Linked DNA regions of Mus musculus: region 2 is linked to region 1. A link is a loop called in an ENCODE intact Hi-C map of the cell type or tissue named here. Cell type or tissue: gastrocnemius. All regions are shown on one strand.

Region 1 (8,000 bases):
AGGGGACATACAGCCAGATGGTCAAGCAAGACAGCCCACCAAATAGACAAAGCACCGGAAAAAGGGTATGTATGGAAGGACAGACACACAGTGCGTGAACAGACAGCTGGACACATGGATGGACAGCTAGCAGAAGGACACAGCAGGCAGAGGCTGAAACCCGATGAGGTACCTTTGTTAGTACAGGCCATCCACTGCAAGGGTGTGACATCATAGTTATGCTGTCCTACGGAGAACGTGAACACACGTACCTGCCGGGACGATGAGGTTATCACAATGGCCACCGGAGGACGACGGCCCTCTCCCGTCCTGGACCCAGCTCAGGGCAGCCACCCACCAGGGCTGAGGCTCACCGTCCGATTGGGCCAATTGTACTTTTCGAAGACATCCTGCACGCGATCCTCACCCCCATCCGTGAACATCATGATCATCTTATTGCAGTTAGCCCGCGTGATGTTGGACTAGTGGAGGATGAACACAGAGTCAGGCAATCCTTGGTCTCTCACAGGTCCAGGGTGGGGCTTCCTCCCTCACGGCAGATGGTACTGTCTGTCTAAGCTGCCTGTTTACTATTAACAAGGCAATCCATCTTCATCTTCCCATGTCACTAAGCCTGGTCCCTCGCCCACCCCTTGCTACCCATTTGCCCACCCGTGGGGCTCACATTCTGTAGCTGGTCAAAGGCATACTCAAAGCCGGCCTTGTAGCCTGTGGTGCCCTTGGCCACCATGCCCTGCACAGCTTCCTTGAACACCTTCTTGTTACGCACATTGGCCTGCACCAGGTGTGTGAAGCAAGACACAGGCTGCGCCTTCTCGTTGAACTGTGGGGACAGTGGGGGGTGGTGAGTGGCTTCAGGCTGGCCACACAGTGTGCAGCTGTTGTACAGGGCTGATGGTTGTCATGGGAGCAGGTTGGATGGGGGTGAGTGGTACCCATCCTGCCTGCCACCTTGCCACTCACTGAGGCCACGTTCACATAGTCATCATCAGAGAGCGTGTCTAGCATCTCACAGACGGACGTCTTCATCAGCTTCAGAGTCAGGCCGCTCACGCTGCCACTCCTGGAAACCAGGCATGGAGGGGGCGCATGCATGTGGGCTCTCAGGGTTTTCCCGTCCTTCCCTCATAAGGTGCCCGGGCAGAAGAGTCCAGTCCTAGCCCATCCCACCAGCCTACAAGGCTCACTCACACATCCACAATGATGACCATGTCCTTGGGTGATGAGGCCCCCTGTATATACCTGCCAGTGAGAAGACTCAGTTAAGGACGGCACCTCCGGGACCTGCGGGGTCTTCCTTCTTCCACCCACTTACTGATTCCTGTGCTTCTTTCTACTGACCACGCACTATGGGGGTTGGAATGGGCCTGGGCACTGGGAAGACCATGCTCAATAAAAAAGACAGTTTTTTTTTTCTTGTGACGTGAGTGATCTGGTTCCCTCATTAAGTAAACAAGAGGTGAGGGGGAGGGGCAGGTGATCCACGGGGACAGAAGGCTTTAGTGGCTTGTGTCCTCTGTCCTAGAGAGACTCCAGAGAGTCTGGCTGTGTAATGGAGGAGGGAGGGAAGATCATGGAGTAGTGTGAGAGAGGCAGAGCAGAGGGTCGGGGTGTCCAGGGATCAAATGAGTAGGTGGGGCCGGCTGACCTGACGGAGGCTCTAGCTACCCCTGGAAGCACCCTCCCTGGTCTGCTTTCAGTTCTGAGTGGGTGTGGGGGGGCTGGGTAGTGGACGACACGCGTGGGGGCAGAGGCAGCTGGGCGGCTTGCCTGGGCGATGGGATCCATTTTCCAGTGGCAGCGATGTGTGAAATGAAAATTGGATAGAGCTGGCTGCGCCCTGCTCGGAGGTCTGGATATTGGGAGGGAGGGGAGCGGGCACGAAAGATGGGGAGTTGAGGGGGTGTCTCGCCTCCACCCCCCTTGCTCACTCACCAGGGTCGTCTTCTGACATCGTACAGGTCAATCTTCTTGGGGGCTCGCCATGGTGTGGCTGTGGAAAGAGGGGGTGAAGGGGCCCGGCCCGGCAGAAGGGTCTGACTGGAGCAGGCGGGAGTGATGGGGATTGACCTGGTTCATTGTACCCCATGGACCTCAGAATGGGTAGGCTTGGAGATGGAGCAAGACGGGTGCTGGATGGGCCAGGGAGACAGTGGTGCCTACCTGGGTAATAGCGAGTGACTCCCGTGGCACTGCCAAAGACTTGCCACAACAGTGTAGGGTCTTGCCTACGGTTCTCAATGAAGACGTTCTCCAGGGCCTCTGTCCAGTTAAGCTCATTGAGGATGACGGTAGCTGAGGGGCAGGGCAGAAGGCTGGGGTTGGGAGGTTCGGGGTCGCCCCCTGCTAAACCCATCTCCGTGGCCTCCCCTGCTTTCTGCCTGCCCAGGCTTTCTTTGATTTCCCAGGATCTCATGTGGGGCCACACCAGCTCTTCCAGGGAGATTTTCTTGCTCTCCCTCCTCTAAATCATCAAAGGAATATCTCAGCCTACCCCTCATCCAGGCCTCGGTGAGCAAGCAGGGCTGATGTGGTTTGTGGCCTGTGGAGAAGGGCCGCCTGGGTGGCAGGGAGCTGTGAGTTGGGCCCCCATCCAGCATGCTGCCTGGAGCCTGCAGCCGGCCCCCAGGGAGCTCACCCACTCAGCATGCACTCCAGGCCGCAGCCACAAGAAAGCAATTAAGGGCCCGCTGATGGGGCTGGAATTATTCAGCTATTAAGGTACCTGATAAGCTGGAAGCCACTCAGCTCCATGATTAATCAACTGGGGCCAGGAGCAGGCAGGGGCAGCAGTGGGGGCTGCAGAGGGGCAGGGGTGGGGCCAGGATCCTCTTCCGACACAGGCGCGCACACACACTTGCACACATATGCGCACGTACATACAGCCTGCATCCATGGCAGGCATCGCTGCCTCTAATTTCTGTGCTTCCAGCCAAACGTAGGAGCCCCAGCCCCTTACGCCCAAACCCACCCAATTGCTACCATGGGCGAGGGGTACACAGGAGCTCTCACCACCAGTTACCCACCCTCATTAACCCCTGTGGCTGCACTTGGGTGGCCCCTCCCTTCTGCCAGGCCTACCACCGACCAAGGCTGATCTCTACTCTGTTGACCAACCTGGATGGCATTCTTGTCCCATCACTCAGGGTGCCCCGAAGTCTACCTGGTGTGTGTGTGTGTGTGGCATGTTTTTATCTCTACACTGGATCAGGCCACTCTACCCTCCGTGATCCCTATCAGAGATCTCAAGTGACAGGCAGAGAAGGTTCTCTCAGGCCTTTGATTCCCTGAGAACAGATGAGCTGTGCCTGACAGCCTCTCAGGCCCTGCCGGTGCCCAGGGGCCTGCCAACCCTCGCCCGCCCCTCTGCCTTTGCTTTGTGTGCGGGCTGTGCTGTGTCTCTGCTGTCTTGCTCCCTGAGCTTGGCTTTCATCCCTCTCTGTCTCTGGTTCTTCTTAACTGACCACAATATCAACATGAAACCTCTTTCTTCCATTGGCTCTGCCTATTGAGCAGCGTGTTATGGTCCTGTTTCTGATTTAGAAGCCTAGTGAGTTGAACACTTCTATTTTTCTTTTTAAGGAAAAAATGAAGCGTGGCACCCAAATGTTTCGCACAATGCCATGTGTCCTTGAGTCTGCATGGCATGCCTACCCATCCCTGGGCCTCTTCCTGTCTGAGAAACTTGGAAGTCCCTCAGGCTGCCAGCAGAGGGGTGACTCTTGCTGCAGGTGGATTGTCCCTACAGATATCTGCGACCACAAGGACATACCTGTATGACACACTGAAGCGAATACCCCCACATGCACACACGCCCACGCCACACCCATGCGCACACCCTCAGATCACAGTGAGTTGGGAAATGGGGACCATGCCCCCTCAGGCAGGCGATTACAGATTTAATTAAAAGTGACACAGTAAATAAAGAACATATAAAATGTAATTTGTGTGGGTAGCGAGGGGTGACTGGGGAGGGTGGTGTGGCTCCTGTTTTAATTAGTGTGCCTGCCTGTGATAGTGCCTCTCGACTGGCTCATGCAGGTGATCTGCTGGCATCCTGCTGGGGGCGGGGCTGGCTGACGTTGAGGGCGACAGGGGCTTCCTGGAAGACCCTAGGGTTCCCCCTTTTCCTGGAACCTATACAGTAGCTCTGCCTCCTTTGCCCCCATTTCCCCAGCATCCCAGCACACCATCCTCCACCTCCTCCAAACCCAGCAGATTTTGAGACTGTCCTATAGGTAGGTGCTCACATGGTAATGTCAGAACCAGGCAGGGCCTTCAATCTACTGCTGGAGGAAGTTCCTAAGGAACTGGAACAGTATATGGAGAAGATGCCTAGAGCCAAACACCAGATGAGGGGCCCCAGCAGTAGACTGGAGCTATAATGACTCCACTGTGCAAAGCTGTCCCACCCCTGGGACTTGGAATCTCAACCATATTTTCCTGGTCCCCCTTCACCACACTCTTGGCTATTGCAGGATAGAAACCATTTCCCATTCTTTCAGCTCTGGGCCATAGAGAGAAGTGGGTTAGTCAGGCCTGTGACTGTTGTCTACGGCAGCTGCCTTGCGGCCTTTAATCTCTGTGTCCACCTTATGCTGGCATTTCCCAGCCAGCCCCTCTTAATAGAGTCAGAGACGGGCAGGGGCGGCAAGGGGCTGTTCTGGGGGCATTCAGCCCAGCAGTGAGAGCAAGGGATGTATGTGTGCATGTATATGTGGGATATGTGTACACATAGGCTTAGACCATACCAGCAAAGAAGCTGTGTTTCAAGTTCTGCCAAGTGTGAAGGTCTATATGTGGGTAGGTCAGAGAAATGAACGTGTATGACCTTGGGTGCAGGGGACTGGCCAGAGGTAGGTGGCACTAGCTTTCTATCTCAGGGACCTGGAATGCTCAGGGAGTGGGCCCTACCCCACGTGGGTGGGAAGGGCTCTTCCCCCCTCCCCTTACACTTACAGCCTTTGTAGATGTCTGTGGGGATCTGCACAGCCGTGTATGAATAGTTGACTTTGTTCTTGAAGTTTGGGTCCTCGATGAAGTCCAGCCTTAAGGCGCTGGTCTTGGATCCCCTCTCCATATCTTCACTCTCAGGGTCATCCTGCAGAAAGCACCCCCACCCGTGTCAGGAAAATGGTGAGTGGGTTGGTTAGGCTCGCAGGTGAGGACAGGGAGGGCCAGAGTCCAGAAGACAGGGTCATCTTAAGGGCAGAGGTTATTGTAGAGACAAGAGACAGATGGAGAGACATGGGAGAACATGGGTACAGCATATGGACCCCTTATCCAGAAGGCTTCCCTGGGTGAATTTGCCTGCCTTTGCCCATCCATTTGCCAAATCACAGCTAAAACCAAAACCAAATGACCCCTTCTCTACATCCTTGAAAGGCAACTGTCAGTGAAGGAGGCAAACAGGAGAGCCAGTTAGGAGTGGGCTGCAGACTTCTGCTTCCAAGGACACGCCTTGTGCAATTACAGCAAAGCCTTGGCAGGCAGCTTTGCACCCCCATACTCCCCGCTGAGTCCCACCCTTCCCCCCCACCCCCGCCGTATACCGGCTCCTTTAGTACCAGACAGTCCTAGCCCCATTTGGGGAACCATCTCCCATAGCAGGGTAGCTCTAGAGATGAGTGGGGGCTAGTACAGAGACCGAGTGACCTACAGAGGGAGGGTCTACCATGCCCGCTAGCAGCAGGACTATAAAGGCCCCCGTTGATTTTCTAAAACAAGCTGCAGCTGCCTGACAGGTGCCAATTATGGTATCTCTCGGCCAGGCAAGCTGGGCATGCGCTGTGCAGCCCCCCAACCCCCAGCCGCCTACTACTACAGGCTGGCAGGAGTGGCGCCTTGGCTACAGAGACGATGCTGCCGCCCATGGGGGAACAGGCTCCAGTGCAGGTGTGCAAGCAAGGCAGGAAGATGCTGGAGAAAGTACAGAGGAAGAAGAAAAAGCCAGACAGGGAGGCAAGGGAGACGTGTGGAATGCTCCACACACTCCCACACCCTGTTTCCCCACCCAAGACCCTTTTGAGTAAGTTCAGCGCAGGCTCCATTTATCCTTTTCCCAATGGGTCTCCAGGGTTGCTCTTCCTTGGCTCCCTGAAGCCCAGACTTCTCCCTCCTAGAGCATTTCAATCTCTTGGTTACTGCCCAGGTCATTTCCACCAGGCCACATCCTAGGACACAGCTCTGAAGTGACCCGAGTCTGTCCCCTACCCATCTTTCAGGGATGGTTTTGGACATCAACATTCAAGCTGTCTATTGTCCTTCCTGCCCTTCACCGGGCACGCCCACCTCCTGCCCGCTTTGGGAAGCCCCTGGAATGTCCTTAGGTGCTGGGTAAAGCCAGGGTAGGCAGCTGCTGAGCATATGGGCTGGAGTAGGGAGCCAGCGGTCTGGGAGGTGTAAGCCACGTATGCTCCACTCAGAGGGAGAGGCGTGGGAGAAGAAAGCCCCCCCAAATGTCAGCGGCAGATGAAGGGCACTGAAAAATTTAATCTCCCAACTTTCCCAACTAATGTGACATTTGGATTCCATTCTGATAAGCCTTCAGCCTTCGAACTTTCTCCTTCTCTTCCCCCACCCCCACCTTCTGGCTGGCAATTTAAAAGTAAATGGTCTAGAAAGATCTCTAACTGTACCTCTGGCAAAGATTAAAAACAAACCAAACAAAACAACACAACACACTAAGCAGGGGACTTGGTGTGTGTGTGTGTGTGTGTGTGCGCGAGAGTGCACATGCACGAGCGCTGTTATTTATATCAGGCTTGGAGCTTCTGGCCTCACTGACCCTAGCCCAGGCCTGACTAGAGCAGTGCTTCCCTACTGGGTAGTTCAATCCCCCTGCAGGGCCGGGAGGCAGAGCGGGAGGCGTTTGGAGCCAGGGTTGGGGTCCTGGATAGAGTTGGGGGCTGCTGGAGGCAGGAAGCTGTGTCCTGGTCAGGATTTGGGTACAAGGCTGTCCAGGGGGGCTCTCAGTGCTAGCGGAACCTAGGAGTTCAGTGCGGTGGGCAACTGTAGTCTCCTGGTTTATATTTAATGTACTGATTGCTAAAATTACAGCCCGCTGCCGAGGGGGGTAAGGAATTAGATTCAGGGTCTAATTAAAGGTTCGCTCTTCATTTGAATTTCAGATTCCAGCTTTAATTTTAGCAACTTCTCCGGGAGCCACGGAGCTCAGCCAAGGGGAAATGCACCTGCTTGAGCCCACCCCCTCCTTCTCAGGCCCCCCACTTTCCCTAAGGCTTCCTAGGCTAACCTAGCATGATGGCCTCCCGCCCAGGTATCCTTTCCAGCCTTCCCACCCCTTGTGTCACAGGCTACCTCTGTATAGGCCAGGAAAGCCTCCAGGCCTCCAGGCCTCCGGGCCAGAAAAGGAGATGCTGGACCTTGGGTTTTTTGTATCAGCAAACAGAAATCAGTACTAGACACTATACCACTGCACCCACGCTGTTTACAGTTAGGTTCAACCACTGTGCTTTGGAGTCAGACACTGGTAAGTTCACAGAACACTAGCTACTCCCAAGTGCTCGAACCCAGGGACACTGTTGGTGTCCTCTGTGGCTCTCTTTGTCACCCCATAGTCATTCTTGCTGAGCCCTCTCATGATGGGGACCTCACCACCTTCCAAGCTAACCCAAGAAGACCTGAGGTCATGGGATATGGAAATAAAATGGTTTAGCTTCAGCGTTGCTGCTTCTGGGAGACTATCATGGTTCGAGCTGAGCCCCATCTGGAAACAGATGCAGGAACTGGGCTGCCTCTGTATTTGAAGCCACCAAGAGATGTGGGGCCAAGCAATGATAGTGAGGCCAGGCCATGGGTTCTCTACATAGCTTGATGCAAAGTTCCCCAAATCACAAGGAAAGGAGCCTCTACTGTCCTGGGCCAGGGCTTAGATGTCACCATGTCTCACTCCCATGTACCTACCCCAGGAAGTCCTGAAGTCTATTTCTTTCTCCTCTCTACTCCCATGGAGCCCAGAGAGCCCCTCATACTGGGAT
Region 2 (8,000 bases), 610 kb after region 1:
GGGCTGGGAAGGTTCCCTCCAGAGAGAGAAGACTGGGGTGCAGGATTCCTGAGCATTGGCAGGGGCCAGGGCTTGCTCAGCATGGGCCTTGTTCACGTGTACCTTTGGATAGGATTCCAAAGAGAATGAGGATTGTTGATTTTTTTTAAAGATTTATTTATTTATTATATGTAAGTACACTGTAGCTGTCTTCAGACACTCCAGAAGAGGGCATCAGATTTCGTTACAGATGGTTGTGATCCACCATGTGGTTGCTGGGATTTGAACTCCGAACCTTCAGAAGAGCAGTCGGCACTCTTAACCACTGAGCCATCTCACCAGCCCCTGTTGATTGTTTTTAAGGAAGGGAATAATGACAGTGGTGTGGCATTTAAGCAATGACTGAACAGTCTCAAGTGGGAATACTCAAAGCCTTTATGACAGGAAGCCAGCTTTAGGAGAGAAATTTACTGCAATGAATTTCTCTCTTAGATTCGTTTATTTTCCAGCATGCAGCTCAATAGAGTGGCTACTCAGCTAATGAGAAGAGGAACAAATGAAGAGGGCCTGCTAGTGTTGGTAGAGGAAAGTTGTTGGGATACTTGTAACCATAGATAGTTTACATCTGTCTCTTTTGATAGTATCTTCATATCAGTAAGTTGCCTCTGCTCTCAGAACAGATCTTAAAATAGTGTATGCTGGGTTAGGCAATGTTCAGACTAACATTCCATAGAAAGAGTATAGGATCCTGGACTTGACTTGTCATTTCTGTCTCTCATTCCTCCTGATAAACTGCTAGTGCTTTCATTCTGAATGGCTGTAATCCATTTAACTCTAAAGAGATTGCACTAGCATAAGCCTTCTCAGGCCAGTGACAGAGTGAGGCTCAGAACTCCTCTAGGCCTCAGACAGGTGTGAACATTGGCTATAGAATCCTGCGAACAAGTGCTGGCTTGGGTTACGTGTCAGTTTCATGCATCTGTCCTTTCCTCCTACTGCCTACCATGCTTTCTTAGCTATTGCCTGATTCCTTCCTATTTCCTGTTCTTGATCACAGCCCCATGAACTTGATGGGCACAGGCCGCCATTCCTCATCCTCTCTCTCCTCACATGCATCTAGTGAAGCAGGAAACATGATGATGATGGGTGACAACTCTATGGGTGAAGCTCCTGAAGACCTCTACCACCACATGCAGGTACCTGAGCTATGCAAGAATGAGCAGGGTACCACGGCTAGAGGACTCGCCTTTCTGGAGTCTCCATAGCTAGCAAGGCTGCCTTCTTTCTCTAAACCACCCCAAGTCTTAGTTCCCATGCCGCATTTTTCAGACCTATCTCCTCTTATGAATTGCATGGCCAAGATCTTCTGCCAAATTAGTGTCCTATTTGGCAATCCTGATAGCTAAGCCCTCCTTTCTTCTCCATGTACAGCACAATAGAGCCAACGCAACTGTCTTGCTCCATGTGGATGGTGTGGATTGTCCTTAGCGCACACCATCAGTGCAGCCTCCAGCCTGGTCCGCAGTAAAGGATCTGTCACTTGGCCTGGGTCTTCTAGGACATGAGTGCATGAGCCAGCTCTCTCTGTCTCTGCCAGGGTTACAGCACTGAGCTCTCAGACGTACTCATCTCTATTCCTTTGCAGCTTGCATATCACAACCCCAGGTACCAGGGCTCAGTCACCAACGTCTCTGTTCTGTCCTCGTCCCAGGCAAGCCCTTCTTCCTCCAGCCTGAGTTCTACACATTCAGCTCCGTCCCAGATGATCACCTCTGCCCCTTCCAGCACCCGAGGTAAGGATGGCAGGATGCTGCTTGCTGAAGGAGAACACAAAGCTTTGTGAACTCTATTTCTCTTCCTTTCATCTGGCTTTGTGTCTTTGAGAGTGGCCTTGTTGTCGCCAAAGGACACTGAATTCCTTTTGTAGATTCATAAAGAAGGTCTTTTTTTAAAGATTTACTTATGTATTATATATAAGTACACTGTAGCTGTCTTCAGACACACCAGAAGAGGGCACTGGATCCCATTACGGATGGTTGTGAGCCACCATGTGGTTGCTGGGATTTGAACTCAGGACCTCTGGAAGAGCAGTCAGTGCTCTTAACCAATGAGCCATCTCTCCAGCCTGATAAAGAAGTTTTTGAAGTTAGAGAAAAATAACAAGGCAGGCAAGCTGGAATTCTCACCAGCAGCCTGGAGGAGAGATGTGGAAGAAGGAAAGAGAGAGTTAAACTTTTCTGAGTTAGAAGTCAAAAAAGCAGGTAGGTTCAGCAATATAAATCTACAAGAAGCTACAAGGAGTGAAAATCTTTGGGAAAGATGGGAACGGAACGGACATTCCCAGAGTGTCGGGATAAGGTTTAGAATTGGGTAGATGTCGAGGAAAGTGAAATGAAGAGAGGAGAGAGGGAGGTTTTTAGTTGAATGAAAAGTAACAAGGGTGTATTAGAAGACAAGAGACTGCGCAGCTGATGCCTTTGTGATTTGGGGAGGGGATTTTTGTTTGGGGTTTTTGTTGTTGTTTTGAGATAAATTCTCACTATGTAGTCCCTACCTGGTGTGGAACTCAATGTATAGACCAGGACTACTGGAAATTACAGAAATCCACCTGCCTCTGCCTCCCAAATGCTGGGGTTCAGGAAGTGCCACCATGCTTGTCCTCCTTGTACAGTTTTTATTGATGGGTACAAAATCTCCTTCCTAAGGGGAGGCCATAGACAAGGCCTTGAGTGTACAAGCAGTTCTCCACCTTTCATACCCACTAAGGAGGGAAAAAAATCTAAGTTTGGATTAGCCTGTGGCTAGCTCAGAGTTGTTCTGGGTAGTCTAAATTTAGGGCACACCTAAAGGTTAAAAACAACCTGCATTTACTATTGTCAGTTTTACCTTCTAGATTTCTTAGCTTCTAGATTTCTTAGGCCAGTAATAAATAAACAATAGCATATATTACTGTCAGTTTTCCTTTTGGCTTTGTTTGGGGCCAGTTTGGAGCCCTTGTTACTGAATTAGGTCTAACCTTAGATACAGCCAGCTTGTGGACCATCATCACTCACTAAAGGGCCATGAAGGCTAGCACCTGGAAATGTTTCCAGTCGTGTGTAAAATCTGTCTCCTTTTTTTTTTAAAGATTTATTAATTAATTATATGTAAGTATACTGTAGCTGTCTTCAGACACCCTAGAAGAGGGCATCAGATCTCATTACAGATGGTTGTGAGCCATCATGTGGTTGCTGGGATTTGAACTCATGACCTTCAGAAGAGCAGTCGGCACTCTTAACCCCTGAGCCATCTCTCCAGCCCCCTGTCTCCTTTTAATCGCCTTTAATTCCATGTCTACCGGAGTATTTACTTATCACTGATCGTATTTGTCACAAGGACTCAGGCATTGATATTTATATACCTTAAATAATGCCTGAAAAGTGATGCCTGCTTAGGGACTGTTCATTTTCTCTCTCTGTCTCTCTGTCTCTCTCTCTGTGTCTCTCTCTCTGTCTCTCTCTCTGTCTCTCTGTCTCTCTCTCTCTGTGTGTCTCTGTCTCTGTCTCTGTCTCTGTCTCTGTCTCTCTCTCTCTCTCTCTCTCTCTCTCTCTCTCTCTCTGCCTACCAGCCCCACCTTCGGGTTAGAAATGCTTGTATTTTCAGCACCCAGGCTTGCAGGATTGGGTCACCTCTCCCTAGCTGACTTTAGATCCTGCGCTGGCAGTTTTTTCTGCCATGCTTCCACTTGGTAGCCAGAATTGGGTTTCTGTGTCAGTAAAGGGACAGGACCCAGGAGAAAACCCAGTTCTTTCCCACTGAGATGCTTGCCATGCAAAGTGGTCTGATCTGTCAACCAGTCACTGGCTATTGATTTCAGACTTCAGAAGGATGAGTTCTTTTTCTTCTAATTATTTTGTATACAAAGAAAGACAGTATAAACATATAACATTAAGGAAGGGCTCTTTCAATGTATACAAACCTGTGAGACCCTCAGCAGACAAAATGGAAAGAGCTGATGTAGTATGTCCTGGTGGAAAGGTGCAGTGACCAGCCTGGAAAACCTTGACAAAGTGAGGAGAAGTGGGTAAGGTTACAGCAGAGCAGTCACAGGCTAATTTAATCACCTTTGGCTGTGCTCTGCTCAGATGGTTGTGAGCCATCATGTGGTTGCTGGGATTTGAACTCATGACCTTCAGAAGAGCAGTTCAGGGAGGAGGTGAATGCTGAATTGGGGCTACATGTCTTGACACTCACCAGTCCTCTAATGATGGAGGTACTCTTGGCAAACAAGGCAGTGAGTGGTCTGCTCATTCATTAATGTCTTCTTGTCACTGGTAAGTGAAGGAAAAAGCTTCCTTAAATCAGGTCTAGAGTGCAATCCTCCTCCTCACTCCTACATCATAAGATCATTGTCCTTCCTTGACACCCATTGACACCCTGTGCTATGGTTCCTGTAACTGTGGAAATCTGTAAGACCAGAGGCCTGCAAAGTACAGTCTTATTCTTGTAAGTCCGTGGCTCCCCCTGGTGATCAAAAGGCAGAATAAGCCAGTGAAATAGATGTGTAATCCAGTGGACTAGGACCCAACTTGCCTAAGGGTTTTTGGAGTGCACCTGAAGCAATTCAAAAGTCCTATGAATGGACAAGCCCTTATGGTATTTAAATGTCTTAACATTAACATCACCCTTGTCCCACCAAGGGATGGCTGCCTAGGGCAGAGACAAGTGAGTCAGCTGAATTGAAGAAAATTAATGTACAGTCATCCTTTGTTCTGTCACAAGAGGGGCACCACAGTTGGGAGGTAAGTCCTCAGCAGAGCTCCTAGACCTTCGGGAGGATGTTGCTCCATCACAGCCCCAGCGTGGATCAAGGCGTAGATGCACAGTTGGCATCATGAGCCGTGTTTTGACTGAGCTGATGTCAAAGTGATGTTTATTTTTTGACCTTTTTGGATAGTCACATTCAGAGATGTCCAAAGAGCTCAGTCTCTCAGCTGGGAAGGCAGGAGAAAAAAACAGTGGGGTTTGGAGCTTCCCCACCCCCCTTTTTTCTTTTCTTTAAACATCTATCTTCTTGAGATTATTAAAAACAAGATGAAAATCAGTAAAGCCACAAAACAAGAAGTTTAATTTCTTTAAATAACCATACTTTATACATTCCCTTATCAGTGTAGGCCATTGTAAAAGATAAGTCCTAAAGCCTGCCTAGAGGTTCTCTCAGGACTGCAACAGAAAAAGTAACAAAAATAACTGAAAAAGGATACTTGCTGGTATTTACACAGACTTTTTGGACTACAATGGACAGGAGGATTTTTCAAGGACTCATGCAGTGAGCTGGCTGAAGACCTGGGTTTGCTTTGCTTGGATATTGTTACAGTGCTGGCACCACAGGCTCAGGAAAGGCCAGGTGATGGTGGGTTTCAGGGACTCAGAGCCTGCCTAGGATCTGCAAAGACACCTGTCCGCTGAAGCCAGTGGGCTAGTCTCCACTACCCAGCTTCTCAGAGCTGAATCAGCCAGAAGCATTGGGGTCCAGATGACTTTGCCATGAAGGGACTGGTGGGTAGTCTGTTGTCTGATTCAATAAAGTATGTATTTGCAGAACTGTTCATATTACCCCATCACAGGAAAGCTAGCACATTATCTTACTGCTTCTATAGAAAGTTTTCTTAAGAACCACAGATGAGAAGATCCTCAGTGCTCTACCTCAGCTAGAGTCACTGCAGTGTCTTCATAGAAAAGGTCATGAAGCTGGGTAGTGGTAGTACACATCCTTGATCCCAGCACTTGGGAGGCAGACACAGGCAGATCTCAAGTTTGAGGCCAGCCTGGTGTACAGATCGAGTTCCAGGACAGCCAGATCTGTTAACAGAGAAACTGTCTGGAGAAAACCAACAACACAAAAAGAGCCTAGTATAAGTCCCTTAACTTCTTGATTAGTTCCATGCTTATCAAGGGAAGTAGGCAAGGGTCAAACCCGCCTATGTGCAGGGGCCTGCACTTCCAGCTAGACTGGCTTTAAGAACTGCAATAGGCAGAGCTCCAACAGATAGGCAGAACCAAGGTTCTGGGAGCCTACCATCTGGAAGGGATATGCCTAAAAGGAAGCCAGCAGAAAATAGAATCACTGGTGTTTGAAGAAGGTAAGTGTGTGTCAAGTCAGAACATTGTGATTGTTATTTCAAGTGTCTCTTGTCCTTGTTTTATGGCTCTGTCACAAGCTGGCCTTGGCTCCCACCCGGAACCTCTAGAAGATGCTAGTGTCCAGACCACACCTCTGCCCTTAGAGCACAAGGTTCAGAAACCCCAGGAACTCTGCGCCAGGCTTCAGCTCTCCTTACCCTTTCCCTCTGGGTATGATGGTAGCCTCTGTCAGCCAAGATATCAAGGACAGCTTCACCATCCAGCACTAAGTACGCTTCACTCCTCTCGTGCTCTGCTGAGTTAGTTCATTCCTTACTGTGAGGGACACCTACCCTGGTCCTAAGGATGCGTGGCCACTGAGCCTTCCATCTGTGGTTTGTCATCTGTTCGTGATTGTTCTCACTTGGTTACAGGCTCTCCCTCTCTGCCAGATAAGTACCGACATGCCCGGGAAATGATGTTGCTGTTGCCTACACATCGGGACCGCCCAAGCAGTGCCATGTATCCAGCAGCCATCCTAGAGAATGGACAGGTAGCAGACCTAGCCTGACTGACTGTCCTCTGCTACAAGTGTGTTGGCTTGGGCTCCTTCATTGCATTTGCTAAACCTTTGCACAGTCTTGCATGCCTCCCTCATTCTTCTGTAAGAAGGCTGTTGGATTGCGACTCCTGTTTTGAGGAGGACAGTGAATCTGAGGGCCAGAAATCAAGGCAGTGCAGGTATGAGGCAACAGAGTTGAGGCTAGACTTGCTTGGGTATCTATCCAAACCTCTGGCCAGCTTTCTGGACTACTCATTCCCCATTGCTCTGGCATAAGAGGTTGGCTTTTATAACATCTTGAGAAAGCTGTAGTAAGCAATGGTATGAAGATGTCTTTGTGACTTGCTAAGGTTGCCCCTAAAACTTAGTTCTGTAGACACCCTGCTTGGACCAGCAAGTAACACTTGACCCTGTGCAGTTTACCCCTGCCTTTCTCTTCCAAGCCCATAACTGCCCTAGGCCTAAAGTGCCAGGAGTTTCTCAGTGGCACCTCTCTGCCAGCAGAAGTCAGATCTGATGGGAGGAGCCGCTCAGCAGAGCAATGGTACCTGCCAGACTCCAGGTTTGGCTGCTGCTTTCTCTCCCCTTAGTGCTAACCTGGATCTGGGTGGGGCTCTCCAAGAGTTAAGACCTATCAGTGCTCGGGAGGCAGACAGGGAATTTAAACCTTTCTGTCAGTGGTCTCTCTGGCAAACAGAAAGATGTGATAGTAAAATAATGGAAGGCACCTATGTCCTGCACAAGACAACCTGGGTGATGTCTCAAGTATCCATGGAAATGCTCGGATCCAAATATACCTGGACTGTTGCAACAGACTTCCTAGGGCTGGTGTGGAGCTCTTGGCACATCTCAGCATGAGCCCTCTTACTGCTTTGATATCCTCATGTGAGCTTAGGCCGTCCTGCCTCCTGCCTCCCACAATGTAGCTGGCTGTTTTCACACTCTGATATTTTTCTCCTTCCCTCAGCCACCAAACTTCCAGCGGGCCCTGTTCCAGCAAGTAGTTGGAGCCTGTAAACCCTGCAGTGACCCCAATCTGTCTATGGCTGAAAAAGGTACTTTCCCCACTCTAGGAACTCTCTCTTGTGTGTCCCATCTTGAGTGTCTGACTCTTGTTCCTGAGTTACAAACTGTCCAGTCCTGAGCCACAACCCAATGCCTTGGTCTGTCTACCTAGACATAGTGCTAACCAGTTCCTTGGTCCACTGTTTAGACCACACCTGGCATGGATCCTGTTTGTCTATCTGTATATCTCCCTCTCTCCAGGGCCACCCTCATAGAGGCCCAACTGCCATCTGCCTTGAGGTATTCATTGTAACTCAGGCTGCTGTGGGCATCACTCCCCACGTTCTTCCTG

Evidence for each region. A loop is a pair of places that touch in the nucleus more often than their neighbours do. Peaks named below come from ENCODE experiments on the same cell type or tissue, not always from the same donor. Only the 100,000 strongest peaks of a DNase experiment are listed, where the experiment ranks them.
Region 2: a loop joins it to region 1, with 2.9 times the contacts of the local background. A loop is called at or near these places in 7 of 42 quality-filtered maps.

The regions. Positions count from the first base shown.
Region 1 is chr9:107,506,296-107,514,295 of GRCm38, reverse strand. Cacna2d2 (calcium channel, voltage-dependent, alpha 2/delta subunit 2) reads right to left here. Exons shown (of 38, transcript NM_001174049.1): 6 at 4,960-5,101; 7 at 2,164-2,295; 8 at 1,936-1,993; 9 at 1,192-1,242; 10 at 964-1,063; 11 at 665-823; 12 at 354-461; 13 at 173-251. Among named protein-coding and RNA genes, the nearest start is that of Gm34037, 20 kb to the right of the region's middle. In gastrocnemius, no CTCF peak of the experiment used is centred here; DNase peaks (open chromatin) are centred at 3,345, 3,720, 4,079, 5,807 and 2 more places.
Region 2 is chr9:106,900,405-106,908,404 of GRCm38, reverse strand. It overlaps Dock3 (dedicator of cyto-kinesis 3), which reads left to right. Exons shown (of 53, transcript NM_153413.2): 48 at 1,037-1,175; 49 at 1,625-1,772; 50 at 6,516-6,634; 51 at 7,611-7,698. Among named protein-coding and RNA genes, the nearest start is that of Manf, 12 kb to the right of the region's middle. In gastrocnemius, a CTCF peak has its summit at 4,495 (motif pointing left); no DNase peak of the experiment used is centred here.